Regions from separate parts of the Homo sapiens genome. Here region 1 is linked to region 2. Evidence: chromatin loops called from intact Hi-C (ENCODE). Cell type or tissue: heart left ventricle. All regions are shown on one strand.

Region 1 (8,000 bases), 68 kb after region 2:
AACTCAGCTAATTCTTTTTTTTCAGATTACTTGCAAATCACTGAAAAAGCACACAGAGTGAAGTTACGTATGTTAATGACTTACACAAGAAAAGTTCATACCTAACACACAGGCACAGACCATGGCTGAGGATAAAGTAGAGAGAGAGAGAGACAGAGGGGAAAACAAAACAAAATGAAAAGCACCTTTCAGCGTGTTAGAGCTTAGATTTAAAGCTTGGATCTCAGAAGTTCTAAACACTGTACTAACAGTGACCATAGAGGAATAATGAATATTGTTGGTGAAACTATCATTAGATCACCAGAAAGTAAACAGTGTTAATATTACTCTGAAAAAGTAAACAGATATAGATAGATGTATACATTAGACTATCGTGCTGCTGTATTTTTAAGACAGCATGCTTATGTCTGATGTGATTAACTTCAGAGCCAAGATAAGACCAGGCCTGTTCAATATCAAGATGGCAAACCAACCTTGGAGCTTCTGATTTTCCTTCTCCATTCTAAGCAGCAGTATCTGTTGAAGAATAGCCTTTTGCCACAGCTCTCGGAGCTCACGAGATGTCCTTTTCTTTTCCTCTGGTGGGGGGCCAAAGGGCCCATCTTCACAAACTGGTTCTAAAGGAGATCGTGGGGGAAGCTCTCCCAGCTCTGAATAATCTGGAAAGGGAGACGGCATTCCAGAATTGTCATTTTTCAACAAAAAATGCACATTCAAACACAGTGTCAAATCAGCAAATTCTGTTCATTCAGATAAAATATAATAATATCACCAAATTTAAAATTCCTGTGTTAATATGCATTGGCATAAGCCACGTCTGAGCCACAAACGTGAAACAAATGATATGTCAAATAGTAAGCAAAACTTCAGTAGCTGAGGAAGAATTTAAAGATACCTGCTTTTTAAGGTGTAATATTTTTATCTCCTTCTGAAAATGTTATTTAATAATTATATTATTGATAATTACAGAAAATGTTCATACAGTGCCTACTGTGTACCAAACTGTTCTCAGAGCTTTATATACAATAATTTACACTCACAAAACTCTAAGACATGGGTATGATAACTATGCAGTTTTAAAGAAATGCAAACTGAGGAACAAGGAGTTTATGTAAGTTGCCTAATGTCACATAGCTAGGAAGGAGTCGAGCCAGGACTGGAACCCAACAGTCTGGCTTTCATGTGCATTCTTAACCACTGTGCTATCTGGCCAGGTATTCTGAAGGAAGATTAAAATGTATTTAATAGCCAGCAGTAACAGTAACCACTAGCAGACCTTCTACCACGTGCTGGGCACTGCGCTGGGCATTTTATATAGGTAGACTCATTTAATCCTGATGACAAGTCCAGAAGGCAGATATTAGCCTGGAAAGGAAACTAAAGTTCAGAAACTTGCCCAAGGTCATACAGTGAGTAAGGAGGTACACCGGCATACTCTAACTCATGTCTTCCTGATTCAGAAGACCATTTGTTCCCACTACATACCACTATAATCCAAATGTTTCCTATATCTAAATTACACAGCTTTATAGAGTCTTATTTCATTATGAGCCTATCAGACAAATGAATAAATTAAAATTCTACATCTTTTGGGGGTTTATATGCATTATAGGAGGATGTTACTGTGTACTGTTCAATAGAAAAGCAAGAATTGAAATTATAAAGTATCATCTCAATTTGATACATATTATGAAAGGCAGTACAGTTGCACTGCACTTAATAGGGCAGGTTCTGGAGACAGGCTGCTGGGATTCTAATCAAAACTCTGTCATTATTGATTTTGTGATCTTTAACAAGTTGCTTAACCTCCTGATGCTTCCACTTCCCGATCTGTCAAGTGGGTATGACAGAGCCTCCCCTCAGAGTGGTGGTAAAGAGACTGAGTTAATAGGCTATAAACCACTGAGAACAGGGCCCAACACAGAGTAAGAACACAATAAAAAAAATAGCTCTTATTGTTTGCTATCATATCTTTACTAGGGGCACAGAAAAGAAATCAAAATTTCAGCTACTCAACTGTAAGCCCTAACCAGGTTAGAACCTTGCTGCCTTGTTGACAAGGGTTTTGGTCACCACACTGAGCACAGCTGCTGACACCCAGCAGGTGCCTGAGAAATAGCTGTTGAACAAAAGAAGGGACAAAATATTGGTTTACATGTACTGTTATTTATGTTTTCCCTGTATTTTCTAAATTTGTGGCAATAAATATTTTAAAAATAAAAACTAAGAAAAAATAATGCAAATCTATTCTAATTAAAATGAAAGATGGAAAAAATATTTTCCTGCAAAACACTTACAAATCCTTTCACCCCCAAACCCTGTATACTTAGGATTAGTCATTACTGAATATGATGCAGTTCAATTGAATCCTTTTATTTAATCTTATTCTGCAGCTTGAAGTCTTTAATTTGAGCCCTTTCCTTTCTTTTTTTTTATTCTTTTACCATCTTGGCTCTTGGAATTCTGTGGAACACTGCAGCTGTGATTAAAGTTCTGCTTTACCTCACATTGGAAGCATATCTCTCACTGGTTTGCAAAAGAGTTTTGCAATTCCTATGATGTGTTCTGGCTGGCATGGCAGGCGCTGTCCTGATAGCGAGGGCAGTGTTTCCATACACTCTCACAATCTCGTGTGCGTCAAGAGAACCCAGGACCCACCCAGGCAACAGAAGGGAGCCCCGCTGAGGGTTAGGTGGGGTTGACCTGGATATTCTTTTTTTTTTTTTTCTTTTTTTTTTTTTTTTTGAGACGGAATCTCATTCTGTTGCCCAGGTGGGAGTGTGGTGGCGCAATCTTGGCTCACTGCAACCTCTACCTCCCAAGTTCAAGCGATTCTCCTGCCTCAGACTCCCGAGTGAGTAGTTGGAATTACAGGCATGCGCCACCATGCCCTGCTAATTTCTGTATTTTCAGTTGAGACGGGGTTTCACCATGTTGGCCAGACTGGTCTCGAACTCCTGACCTCAGGTGATCTGCCCACCTCGGCCTCCCAAAGTGCTAGAATTACAGGTGTGAGCCACCATGTCCAGCTGACTTGGATATTCTTAAACCCTACTAGTAAAACAAGGGCTCACCTCACCTAAACTCCTTCTTCTAATCTCATCCTTCCTGTTTACCACAGCCTTCCTCTTCCCAGGGTCTTGAAAATTCCTACTGTGTTCCTTTCAAATTCGGAATCACAATGAGCAGGTGTAACTCAGGCCAGGAGGATGGAACATTCCTAACAGTAGAGGCTGTTTGTCCCCAGATCCATGTACTCTCTGCCACTTGGGCTACTGACAAGGACCACTGTCTATAGAAGTTTATGAAACTCCGGTTTTATTTTAGTATTCAGAGAAACTGGATCTGCAAAAATACAAGTATTGTTTGGGGACGACAACTGTGAGATTTAAGACCTAAGCTGTCTCCCTAATGTTTTCTACTTTTGTGATCTTTTTCTTATTATCACTAGTGACAGTTTGTTGAGCTTTTACCATATGGGTTCTTGGCATAAATAAGCTTGTTTGATTCTTACAACAATCTCATAGGACAGGTGATATTATGATCTCCATTTTCCAGCTAAAACAAATAAGGTGCAGTGAGGTTTTATAACTTGGCCAAGGTCACACAGCTAGTAAGGGTCAGAGCCATAATAAGAAAAAAGGTGTATTTTCCTCCAAAGTAAAAAAAAGAAGAGTTTACCCCGTGCTTCTCTAACTTCTACATGCACAAGCCTCACTGGGGATCTTGCTAAATTAAAGATTTTGATTCAGCAAGTCTGAGGGGAGCATTTCCATCAAGCTCCCCAGTAATGCCTCCACTGCTGTTTCTCCAAGCACACTCTGAATAGCAGGGCTCCACGCTGCAGCTTTACTCTCTATTTCCTCATGCAACCCTATGCGCTTGCTAGCACGTCGGCTCATCTCCTTCACTCCCACCACTGAAAACACAGTTCAAATACTGTTGTTAGCTGCCTGAATTCAGGTCCTCAACACATGGCAGGAGCTTGTCCCAAATTTGGTCGGGGGATCCAGGCCAAGTCCAGAATACAAAGACATATTTGAGCACTAGTATTAATTTCACCTCTACATGAACTAAATAAAAGCTGATCCACTGTAAAGGTCAGCAAATAAACCCAAGAGTTTAAAGGAGGGTTTCTCAACCTCAGCACTACTGACATTTTGGGGCTGGATGATTCTTTGTCAGGAGGAACAGTTTTATACACTGTAGAATGTTTAGCAGAGGGCATAGTAGCATCTGCCCACCATCAATGCCTCTAGGCATTGCTAAATATCCCCTAGGGGTCAGGAGGAACAAAACCACCTCTAATAAGAACCTCTGATTCAGAGCTAAAATCTCACCATTTCGTCTCTCCTAAACCCTGGGAAGGGGCAAAAACGTATCTCTTTTATCCAAATTCATTTCACGTGGTAACAATTACTGATTTTTTTATAGTTTACGATTAACAACAAATTTGTATAATATTTTTTGTTCATATTAAGAGTAGCCTGGCTACAAAATAGCTCAGTAATTTATAAAGGGAGATAGTTAAAAATCTTTGTTCTAAATTTGGCCTGCTGAATCAGTCCAAAGAAAGTAAGCTGCTTTCTCAACAATGCAAAAAGATCCAGACTGGGCACAAGGCTTTGGTTTGTAATCAGTCCTCCTTCAGGCGTGTGCAGTCTTGAGAGATGTGGACTCGAGTGGAGTGGCAGGTCAAGGAGAACAAAATCAAAGTCTGAGGCAACTGTCAGCTAAGAACCTTGTTCTAATGATAAACCGGGGCACTGTTTTCACTTGCATCATTCCTAAGCCAATCCTACCAGCATTGAGTCCCTTACATGTATGCAGCGATGCAATGCGTTAGGTGGTCTAAGGAGGGCTACTCTGAGGTTTCTACTCTCTAGAACAATCCCAGGGATCCGGCTTCTCTCCCCGACTTGCATTCTTGCTGAGAGACAGCTGCACAGAGGCCAGTGTAGGAAGCTTGGCTTGGCTCAGTGCAGCGGAGGCTGAGCCGAAGGAGGGGCTGCTCTACCTCATGGGCCAACTGTGTTGGTGCCTCTTGGGAAAACATATGCCTTCTGGGTTCCAGTCCCCCAGTGTAAAATGTGAGAAATGATATTCACCGCCGACTGCCCAACTGTAGAGACCACAGGCACTGACAGGCATATTTATAAAGTCGGCAAAGCCACCAAACCAAAGGGCTGCGATAACAACTTAGTCCAGGATTAGATTTTACTATTCTGACATCTCCTATAATGACGGATGTGGAGCACTTAAATTATGTAGCCTTTCAGAAACAATAGCCTCCAATGGGTTCTAAGAATTTTAAAACCAGTCATAATTCAGGAGGCCTTGGAGACAACTGCCTCCTATTAAATCATTGCTGTGACACTCCCAACAGAGTCATAAATATGATCTATGCTGGTATGTCGATATTTTAGATGCCAAATTATTCCCCAACAACTCTGTGCTGTTGCATTCTTTCTATCTGCACACAAATGTGTGGGGAAGAGGATGACATTGCATCATTGTTATGAACAGAATCAATGCCATGATCGAGAAAGACAAAAAGCAACGTGCACACCACCTCCTATCTGCCCAGTATCTGGCTCTCTCAAGTGCAGAATACAGGGCTTCTTTCTTGCACTTTCACAAAGCACTGACATTAAGTTCTGAACTGCAGTTCTCCTCCTTTTAAAGACACGACATTAAATCACATGTTAAGTGCCCTGTAAGAAAGAGGAGCTCTAGAAGGAAACGAGTAGACAGATCCTTATTCTCCAATTTTCTGGCTTTTTCTGTGTGTTACCCACCATAGAGCATTTTATAACTCTCTTCATCCCTCTTGAAAATTCTGAACTCCATGCGAAAAAAAAAAAAGAAGTTAAAAAAATTCCAGTTATTCTCAAACCTCTGTTTGAACAACATAAATCGATTCTGGAAAGGAGAAAATTGAACATTAAATCTCTGGAGAAAAGTTAACAACAACGGGATTAACATCTGCAGCGTCTGTTGTTACGAACAGCTCAAAATTTCTTAGAAAAAAACAAAGTAAAATGACCATGTAGACTTAATGTTGTCATATTGTTTACAAAGTATGAGCAGCTTTACCTCTACTACAACAGAAAGCAGAGCCCAGGAGGCAGAGATTTCTGTGTTCCCTGCCATATCCCATGCCTGGGAAACAGCAGATATGCATGGAATATTCAATGAATGAACAGATTCATTTGCCCAAGTCCACTCTCAACCCTGCCATGACTTCTGTGGATCTTTTATGGAAAATACTCCAAAGAGAACCTGATTATTTCCTACAGTTGCATTATATGACAGTCTAGCTAGAGGAAAACAGAATTTTTTAAAGACAACATTCATGGCCGGGCATGGTGGCTCACACCTGTAATCCCAGCACTTTGGGAGGCCGAGGCGGGCAGATCATGAGGTCAGGAGATCGAGACCATCCTGGCTAACACGGTGAAACCCCGTCTCTACTAATACAAAAAATTAGCCGGGCGCCATGGCAGGCGCCTATAGTCCCAGCTACTTGGGAGGCTGAGGCAGGAGAATGGCATGAACCCGGGAGGCGGAGCTTGCAGTGAGCCAAGATAGTGCCACTGCACTCTAGCCTGGGCGACAGAGCGAGACTCTGTCTCAAGAAAAAAAAAAAAAAAAAAGACAACATTCATTTGGTATAAAGAAATACTGTTAAGTTGTTGCCTCATGCCAGGCATGCTGCTAGAAATCCAAGTATGAATCAGGGTAGCAGAGAAGTACAAGACTACCAAAATAAGGGAAATACAAAGAAAGTGTTCTGGAAGTTCAGCAAAAAAAGATGAATTTCAGCCGTTTATAAGGTCAAGAGCATGGGCCCTGGAGCCAGGTATCTGGGATTGAACCTGGCTCTACCATGATCTAGCTACTCAACCTCAAACAGGTTATCTGATCACTTGCCACCTTAGTTTCCTAATCTGCGAAATCTGCATAAAACTGACTAGTTCATAGGATTATTGTGAGCATTAAGTAGGTAAATGTGTGGAAAAAAACAAGCCTGCACACAGTAAACATTTAATAAAATGTCAACTACCATTCTTCTTACCATCATTGTTGTCAGTTTTTGTGGAAAGTGGGGTGGTTCTGGAAGAACAGGTAAAATCCATACAGGTTTAATTGATGGGAGCCACTTTAGGTAAAGAACCAGCATAAACAAGATGTGCAGGTAATTATTAACTCATCACTGATAATGACCCATTTTGTCTAACGACCAGATAGTATGCGCCTGAATATAGAAGACAAGGCTGGCTGACTCTTGGTTGCTTAAGGTCTAGTCAATCCACATATTAATTGGTTAGAAATTGGGAATTCCAGAAGATTGGGGGTTTTTTAAGCAAAAGTGATCTCATATATACATTCTTTAGCACTTTAACCATATCCTGGCAGGCAGGGAGTGCACAGCCTAGTGGATCAGACACACATGAAAGGCCACTACCAAACAGTGAGAAGAAGGGCTCGAAAAAGAGCTATGGACACAGAACAGAGCACCTAACTCTGCCTGAGATGGGAGCCATACGGAGGGGAAGGGTGTGATGAGGAAAGAGGTGCACACACACTTAAAAACAGAAGCCAAGATAAGCAGAAACAAGGACCAGGAGCAAGAGGCCTGCAGATCTTTATCCCCACTCCCTCCCAAAATAGCCATTTAGGGTAAACTTCCAAGGCTGTGTAAGGATGACTTAGAGATGAGGAAGAAAAAAGTCCTGACTCAGTCTGGTTAGAGGTCATGACAACAGCTCAGAGGAGCACTGAAGACCACACGGCAGTGGGAAGTCCAGGGAAGAGAACCAGGAAGAGGCACAGAGAACAGGCCTGGGTGGGCGAGCCCAGGGCACAGAGCACCAAGAGCTCTGCGCAGCCCCAGTGATGGGCGGCTGGTGGCTCTAAATGGGAGGTCTACAGGAGCTGGAGAAGGATCAAGAAAAAGCTGTAGACAGGAGATAACGCATGGGAGAAAATTATGCTTG
Region 2 (8,000 bases):
GCAATCTTTTTCTCTCCTAGCTGATGATAAACTCCTGGGAGCCAAGTTCACATATCTATTCAAGTAAAAGTATTTGACAAATATCTATTAATAACGCATTTTTGTGTTGGGCTCTGTGCTAGGTATTAAGGATATAATGGTGACCAAAATGGGCACAGTCCTTATTCTCATGTCACTTATAATCTAGTGAAAAGACAGACATTAATCAAGTAGTCACCCAGAAAAATATATAAGCAGTCATTCTGATCAATGAAATGGAAAGAAACTACCAAGTGTTAAAAGAACATATTGCAAGGAAATTGTTCTAGCCTGGAGTTTGTGAAACGCTTTTACAGGAAGCGATGCTTGAGCTGAGATCTGAAGTTAAAGGAGTCAATTTCAAAGAAGGAAAGGCAGGAGAAGCAGTCCAGACAAAGGCTCTGACAGAGGAAGGAATGGGTTTGTGCAGATTTGGGAATCTGAAAGACAGCCAGTGTCATTGCAGGACTGAAAGTAGGTGGAGTTCAGCAGTGGTGGGGAGGGACAAGGTCAGGTGTGTGTGTGTGTGTGTGTGTGTGTTTCGATCACCTGGATGAGTATGGTTGGAGAAGGGCTGGAAGCAAATAAAACCATTGAAAAAGATTGCACTGGTCCAGCCCAAAGAGAATGGTGGCCTGAACCAATATGGTAGCAGTGGAGATCATGAGTTCAAGAAGTATTTCTTTGGCATCTAATGAAGAAAAACATAAGTTAAGAATGAAATCACCTCTCTGTAGATACAGCTTTTCCATACTTCTCCCTGCCTTGGGGTTTTAAAAGACCATCTGTCTGAAAAAGTGACGTTGATGCTTCAGTAAAAAACACCTTGACATCTGGTAATAAAGACTCAGTCTACAATGAAGTGGAAATTGAATGGTGTTCTGGGGTTATAGTGAGACTCTCTCAAGTTGGGGAGAGGGAGGCACATAAAAGAGAGAACAAGAGGTTAGACCCTTGAAGACTTTCACAGGCCATGGAGGACCCAAGGCAAGGTCCTGTCTGAAGAAAGGGATTCCTACAGCACCTGCCAGCAGTAAGCTTCTCTCATCAGATACCCTCTAAGGAGCATGACACACAGGAACTGTGTTCATAAGGAATGTAATGTACAATTGAGCTCTCCCAAGGCATTCTGCAAGGCAGTATTAACACCTGGAAAGCACTTAAGCTTCTAGAGTCAGGTTTTACTCCTCTGCTGCACTTAAACTCTGGATATGAGATAGGAATGAAGTCCGGAGGCTGTGGCTGTTGCATTACATAAGAGGGTGTGCCTCTTCCCAGGGGTGTGGCTTGCAGTTGACCTTCTCCTGAGTATTACATGCCCAGCTCCTGAAGGTGGGTGCTATAGTTTGGATGCTTGTCTCCTCCAAATCTCATGTTGAAACTTGATCCCCAATGTTGGAGGTGGGCCAAATGGGAGGTGTTTGGGTCATGGGGATGGGTCTCTTGTGGATAGGTTGATGCTCTCCCTGGGGGAGGGTGGTGAGTGAATTCTCATTCTTTTAGTTTCCTTGAGGGCTGATTGTTAAAAAGAGCCTGCACCTCCCTCCCCTTGCTTCCTCTCTTGCTATGTGGCTTTTGCACACGCTGGCTCCGCTCTGCCTTCTGCCATGAAGGGAAGCAACCAAAGGACCTCATCAGAGGTAGGAGTTGGCGCCATGTTTCTTATAGAGCTTGCTAAGCCATGCACCACATAACTTCTTTTCTTTAGAAATTACACAGCCTCAGGTGTTCCTTTGTAGCAACACCAAATGGCCCAAGACAGCTGACAAAGCCATAGTTCATCATGGGTGCTGGCAGGCTTGGCACGTGGTTGCCGACTTGGGATTTGTGAAGTTCAGATTGTTTCCTCAATTGGGTACCAAGTTAGATCTAAAATGCTGCACTAGGTGGGCCTCATGTTCATTTTCCTTTGCCATCATGCCAAGCAAGGATGGACTTTGGAGAAATAAAGGGTAGCCAGCCGTCTTTGTATACCTGAAGTGTCCTACAACTGATAGAATCTGAAGAACACTGTGGAATTCCTTTGAATCTCATCTTCTTATTGTTGTTCGATAAATGATGGAATGGACTCTATGAACATAATTTAAATTAATGTTTTCATCTTCATAACCAAACAATAAGTTATTATAAAATAAATGAGTCAATATTTGTTTAATAAGAGCATCCAATTTATATTTATACCCAAATTCCCATGACTCTGAGCTCCCCAAACAGCAGAACCGGAGTCTCCCTTTAAAATCTTCCTGTTTTTCCCAGCAGTCTCAAAGGGAGTTTAGTGTCTAAACCACTAGAACCCGCGACTGTTCTCCATTTTGTTCATTTGCAGTGAGTAGCCCATTAAACAAACTTTCAAAGAAACCCATTGTCACTGCAGGTAATGGTGCCAACATCAACCCCCTCCCTGATTCATCTTGTCATTTGGTCCTGAAGCAGGATCGTCTGTGCCCAGACGCTCACAAAGTCTGTCATAAAACCAGTTTCTTTAGCCTGTGGCCCTTACCTCTCTCCCCCGTGAAAACTCAAACTGGGTTCCCAGGCAGGTTAAGGACAAAGGCCGTGACATCGCTTTACTTTCCCTGTCATCCCTGTTTCTCAATAGGGCCAGTGCACCCCCAGTTCCATCTCTCCCTCCGTCACACAAGCTCCAGGCCACATCAGTGACACCCAAAGAACCATAGGGGCAAAAGCGCCGTCACTCCTTTACAACCCTCACTAACAGCATCAGAGCCTCCGCCCCATGTATATGCAAGTACAAATTAATATATCCATAGAAAAAGAGCCCAAAGATCACACATCATAGTGTTTTAATAATGGCCATGACCGCTGGAGGGTGAGTGTATGGATGTTTCTTATTTTTGCTTGCTGAAATATCTACTTGCATGGATTTTTAAACTGTTGCAGTCATTTACTTTGTGATGCTTTAATAATTATGCAATAACATACACTTTACATTGTATGATGCAATGCTTTCACTTTAAAAAAATATCATCTTACATATTAATATTTGGCTAATAACTAGAGGCCCTTCAATTTATGTTGGTCTTCCTATAAATTGCATTCAACCATTCAGGAATTGTTCTTTGAGCGTCATCTGGCTGTGTATGTCAAGAGAATACAGAAGCCGATGAGAGCTAATGTCTGTAAGTCTTACGGTATGCCACGCTCAGGTACCACAAAACCCACCCTGAGCTCTGGGCAGGGACTGGAATCACCACACTGACGAGGAAATAGTGACTTAGAGCACATAGAAACTACAACTGATGCCAGATGAGTCCTGGAGAGGCCCAAGTTCTGCAGGAGCCAAGAGCCCTAGCACCCTCCCGGTGGGGATATCTGTTAAGGGCTTCCTCAGTCACCAGTCAGCTGGACTCCCCTCTCTCAGGGACACATCTTTCCTCTTAACCCAAACTCCTGCATCTTGGAAGTAACAGGGAAGAGCTGGGCCCTTCTGTGGCCCCTCACCCACCCCCACCCCCACCCCCTAGGCTCTTACCGAAAGTCAGCAAAGCTCAGCCAGGCCACGTTCAAAGCAGCTGTGGGCGCGCCACGCCCGCCCCACCCAACCTCCTGTAAGAGCTTAAGTCAACAGGCACAGAAAATCAGACAGGCCGTCTTGGGATAGGGAAAGAAAAAAAAAAAACAAATCCAACAGCCTCTGCCTAATTGGCATTCTAAATAGCTAGAGGCTTCCAAGTACAGAAATGAATTAAATAAGCTTTTTTTTTTTTTCCTTTTCAGGGTGGAGTACAGGCTCCAGGTCTCCACCCAAGTCACACCCTCACTTGCAGCTATTTCTAATATCTAAATGCCAGATGGAACCTGCGGGGTGAAACGGAGGACTGGACAAAAGGCAAAGCCCAACAAGCCCAGATCTCCCTGGAGCAGATACAGACCCCTAGGGGACCCGGGGGCACTGCAGCGGGATGGGAGGATGCAGAGCCACGGGGAAATGGGGCAGCTGGCCCTTTCACCCAGGTCAGCTTCCCCAGCCAGCAGAGAGCTCCGGGAGCAGCTTCTGAACGCTTCCCTTCTATTCCACGGACCATGGCAAAGGGCTGGGTGCTGGGCCTGGACTCAGGCTGTACCTGTTGGCTTAGGAGCAGCCAGCAGAGTCCAGGAGCACTCGCCAGGCAGTACAAGTCAGAGCAGAACGACCAGCAGCCAGATGTGGGGTTGTCTGGGGCAGGCAGCTGGGGTGGGGGCCCTGGGGCCAAGTAGAAGTTGGCACAAGGTGGCCCATGCTGGTCTTGAGTGCAGAAGCAGGGGTGTGGAGGGCAAATCCTGACTTCCTCTTTTATCTGATGTGGCTTTATGGCTGTCAGTAACCCCTCAGAGACTTTATTTCCTTATTTGTGAGATGCAGGCTGTAATCAAAGTAGCCGGATGGAATTTTTGAGAACATTGAAGAGACAGTGAGTGCTTAAGATATTTCTGCAGCATTGAAATGGCAGCTGTTACTATAGGACCTTGTGCTGAAATGCAAACCTGTCTCTACGTAGGCTACTGTCTGTACCAATGACTTGCAGGACAAACAGTTCCCTTCCTCCTGAAGGGCCGAAGGGGCTTGGAGACACATTGCATCTCGACTTTCCATTTCCTGCCCCTGATGTGCTATGGCAGAATGAAAAGCTGGCTTGAGCTAGCAAGTCATTTGAAATATGAACCTGATAAAACCCGACTCACCTCCTGCCCCCCCGCCAGCTGAGCTGGTCTGCTAGCAAGTTGAGGTAGTTTCTCCCCACACAAAAGCCCTAAAGCCCTCCTCTCATCCCCTGATGAAATGCCCCCTCCTGTCTCAGCACAGCCCCAATGTCCCCTCTCCAGGAATTCTCCTGACCCTTAGACTACATGGGTGTTTCTCCCAGCACTTCTAAAGCAATGCCATCCAATAGAAATAAAGTGTGAAGCACACATATCATTTTAAGTTTTGTGGTAGCCACAGGAATAAAAGTAAAAACAGGCTGGGTGCGATGGCTCACGCCTGTAATCCCAGCACTTTGGGAAGCTGAGGTGGGCAGATCACGAGGTCAGGAGATGGAGAAAATACTGGCCAACATAGTGAAACTCTGTCTCTACTAAAAATACAGAAATTAGCTGGGTGCAGTGGCGCATGCCTGTAATCCCAGCTACTCGGAAGGCTGAGGCAGGAGAATCGCTTGAACCCGGGAGGCGGAGGTTGCAGTGAACCAAGATGGCGCCACCGCACTCCAGCCTGGCAACAGAGTGAGATTCCGTCTCAAAAAAAAAGTAAAAACAAAGAAGGTGAAATTAAGTTTAATACTATGCTATGGTTTAAATGTGTCCCCCAAACTTTATGTGTGAGAAACTAAGTGCCAAATTCGTATGTTATTTCAAGGTGGGTCTTTTGGGAGGTAATTAGGATTGGATAAGGTCATGAGGGTGGGGACCCCCACTGATGACAGTAGCAGCTTTATAGGAAGAGGAAGCTGACAGGCATGCTCTTGCAGTCTTGCTATGTGACACCCTCTACCATGACACAGTACAAAAGCCCTCACTAGAAGGTGTCACCGTGCCATTGGACTTCCCAGCCTCCAGGCCATGAGCCAAATACACTTATTTTCTTTATAAATGACCCAGTGTGTGGTATTCTGTTACAGCAACAGAAAGTGGACTAAGACATGCTATATTCTATTCAACACAATGTATCAAAAATAAGTGTAACCAATATAAGCATTAATAACATATTTTACATTCTTTTTTATACAAAGTATTCAAAATCTGGTGTGTATTTTATACTTACAGGGCATCTCAATTTGGATTAGCTACACTGCCAGAGCTCAGTCACTCCCGTGGTCAGTGGCTACCACATTAGACGGCACAATCCTAGAGCATTTACTTGAGCTTGTGTCTTTTAACACTTGCTGCTCTGTGGTTCAGACCTGGGTAGTCGTTAAGGAGGTAGTGGGAACAGTATTCCATATGCAGGCCAGTCTGAGAAGCCTGGGAGGAGAAACTGCAATCTGAGGTTGAAGCTAGGAAAAGTGGTGCTACGGTTTAGATGTTTGTCCTCTCTAAATCTTTCACTGAAATGTGACCTCCAATGTTGATGGGGGGGTCTCATGGGAGGTATTGGATCACGGGAGCAGATCCCTCATGAATGGCTTAGTGTCATCCCGTTGGTGATGAGAGTTCTTGCTCAGTTAGTTCACACTAGATCTGGTTGTTTAAAAGAACCCGTGACCTCCCTCTTCTCTCTCTTGCCTTGTGATGTGCCTGCTCCTGCTTTGCTTTCCTCCACAAGTAAAAGCTCTCTGAAGCCTTACCAGAAGCTGTGCTGATGTCAGCTCCATGTTTGTACAGCCTGCAGAACTGTGAGCCAATTAAACCTCCTTAGTTGATAAATTATCTAGTTTCAGGTATTTTGTTATAGCAATGCAAGAACAGACTAACACAAGTGGGATCTAGGCTCAAACCACGGCACTTCTCTCTGGTCTTCTAGGCAGTCCCTTCATGTTTGCATGTTAGTCTTGGGGTGGAATGTATTATGGCTACTGTGAATAAAACACAAGAAGCATTTGCCTGCAAAGAACAGCAGGACACTGGAACACTGAACAGCTCTGCTTTCAAACCTCTCTGTCAGAGGAGGTTGATTTCTTCACTTCCCTCCAAGCTCTCACAGATGTAGTGAAGCTTTTGAAAGGAGCCTCCCAGGGAAAGGGGTCTGATGGGGTAAGAAACAGAAAAAAATAATAATAAAAGGGGAGACTCTTGGGGCCACCAGCTGTAGGAACACTGGCAGCCTTGTCATGCAGCCTCAGGAACTGGGAAATCTTCCTAGGCTTCCAAAGTGTCTGTAGTATTTTCGGGTTTGTGGCCTTTGAATGCTTTGTGGACCTCTGCATATGAGAAATAGTTTCCAAATATATTACACGAAAAATATTTTCTTTTGGTGCTTTGAGTTCATTTCTGATCCTACCGGTGATCCTACGGAGGCACTTTCTGACTAATGAAGTGTTTGTGGTAGCAGCCGCACTCAGCCCCACTAAACCACAGGATTATGATTCCTGCCTTGTGCATAGAATGCTAGAACTTTCTGGAAAACCTTGGAAAGGGCCAAGATGTGACTTTGTGGCTGGTGCCTACCAGTCCTGAAGCCAAGGAGGTGTCCTATGGTTTCTTGCATGTCCCCACCCTGCCGGGGTGGCTGGTTCCATTTCTGGAACAGCTTTGGAGCCTTCCCAAGCCTGGAATTGGCTACCTTTCCCAGGTGTTCACTCCTCCATGTTGACTGCCCATAATGCACAGACCACTGATACGATCTGGCTGTGTCCCCACCCAAATCTCATCTTGAACTGTAATCCCCATAATCCCCATGTCTAGGGAGAGACCTGAGGGGAAGTGATTGAATCATGGGGGCTTTTCCCCCGATGCTGTTCTTGTGGTAGTGAGTGAGTTCTCTGGAGACCTGATTGTTTTATAAGGCAGTTTTCCCTGCTCTTGCTCATACTTTCTCTCTCACCTGCCACCATGTAAGACGTGCCTTTGCTTCTCCTTCACCTTCTGCCATGATTGTAAGTTTCCTGAGGCATCCCCAGTCATGCAGAACTGTGAGTCAATAAAACCTCTTTCCTTTATAAATTACCCAGTCTCAGGTAGTATCTTTATAGCAGTGTGAAAAAGGAATAATACAACCACCAAGCTAGTTACCAAGAGGATTTAGAGACTGGGCAATATGAGAAATCATGACATTTGCTCCAGGGGAAGGTATGGAGATAGGCTGAACCAAATAACATCTTCTGGCCAACCTGTCTTGAGTGAAGCCCTGTTCTCAGGGAGGTACCAGTTGTCTCAGAATTGAGCCAGCAGGCAAAGCTGGGCCTCCCTGGTTTTGTCTTGGCTACTATTATGTCCACCAAAAAAAGACCACATGGATGCCTGGCCTCAGAAGATACAATTTTCCAGAGAAATTGTTAGAATGCACTGCGTTGAAAAATAATTTGTTTCTTCTTATCACCATAAAA

What was found. Hi-C counts contacts between places; a loop is a spot of excess contacts. Peaks named below come from ENCODE experiments on the same cell type or tissue, not always from the same donor. Only the 100,000 strongest peaks of a DNase experiment are listed, where the experiment ranks them.
Region 1: a loop joins it to region 2, with 2.4 times the contacts of the local background. A loop is called at or near these places in 24 of 110 quality-filtered maps.

Annotation. Positions count from the first base shown.
Region 1 is chr4:38,082,591-38,090,590 of GRCh38, reverse strand. TBC1D1 (TBC1 domain family member 1) reads right to left here. Exons shown (of 22, transcript NM_001396959.1): 15 at 474-659. Among named protein-coding and RNA genes, the nearest start is that of PTTG2, 130 kb to the right of the region's middle. In heart left ventricle, no CTCF peak of the experiment used is centred here; a DNase peak (open chromatin) is centred at 7,866; H3K27ac peaks cover 2,992 bases.
Region 2 is chr4:38,151,072-38,159,071 of GRCh38, reverse strand. LOC124900693 (a long non-coding RNA gene) reads right to left here and starts at 3,628. Exons shown (of 2, transcript XR_007058099.1): 1 at 3,512-3,628; 2 at 1-2,088. RefSeq lists a silencer at 1,190-1,484. In heart left ventricle, no CTCF peak of the experiment used is centred here; DNase peaks (open chromatin) are centred at 3,551 and 4,178; H3K27ac peaks cover 1,609 bases.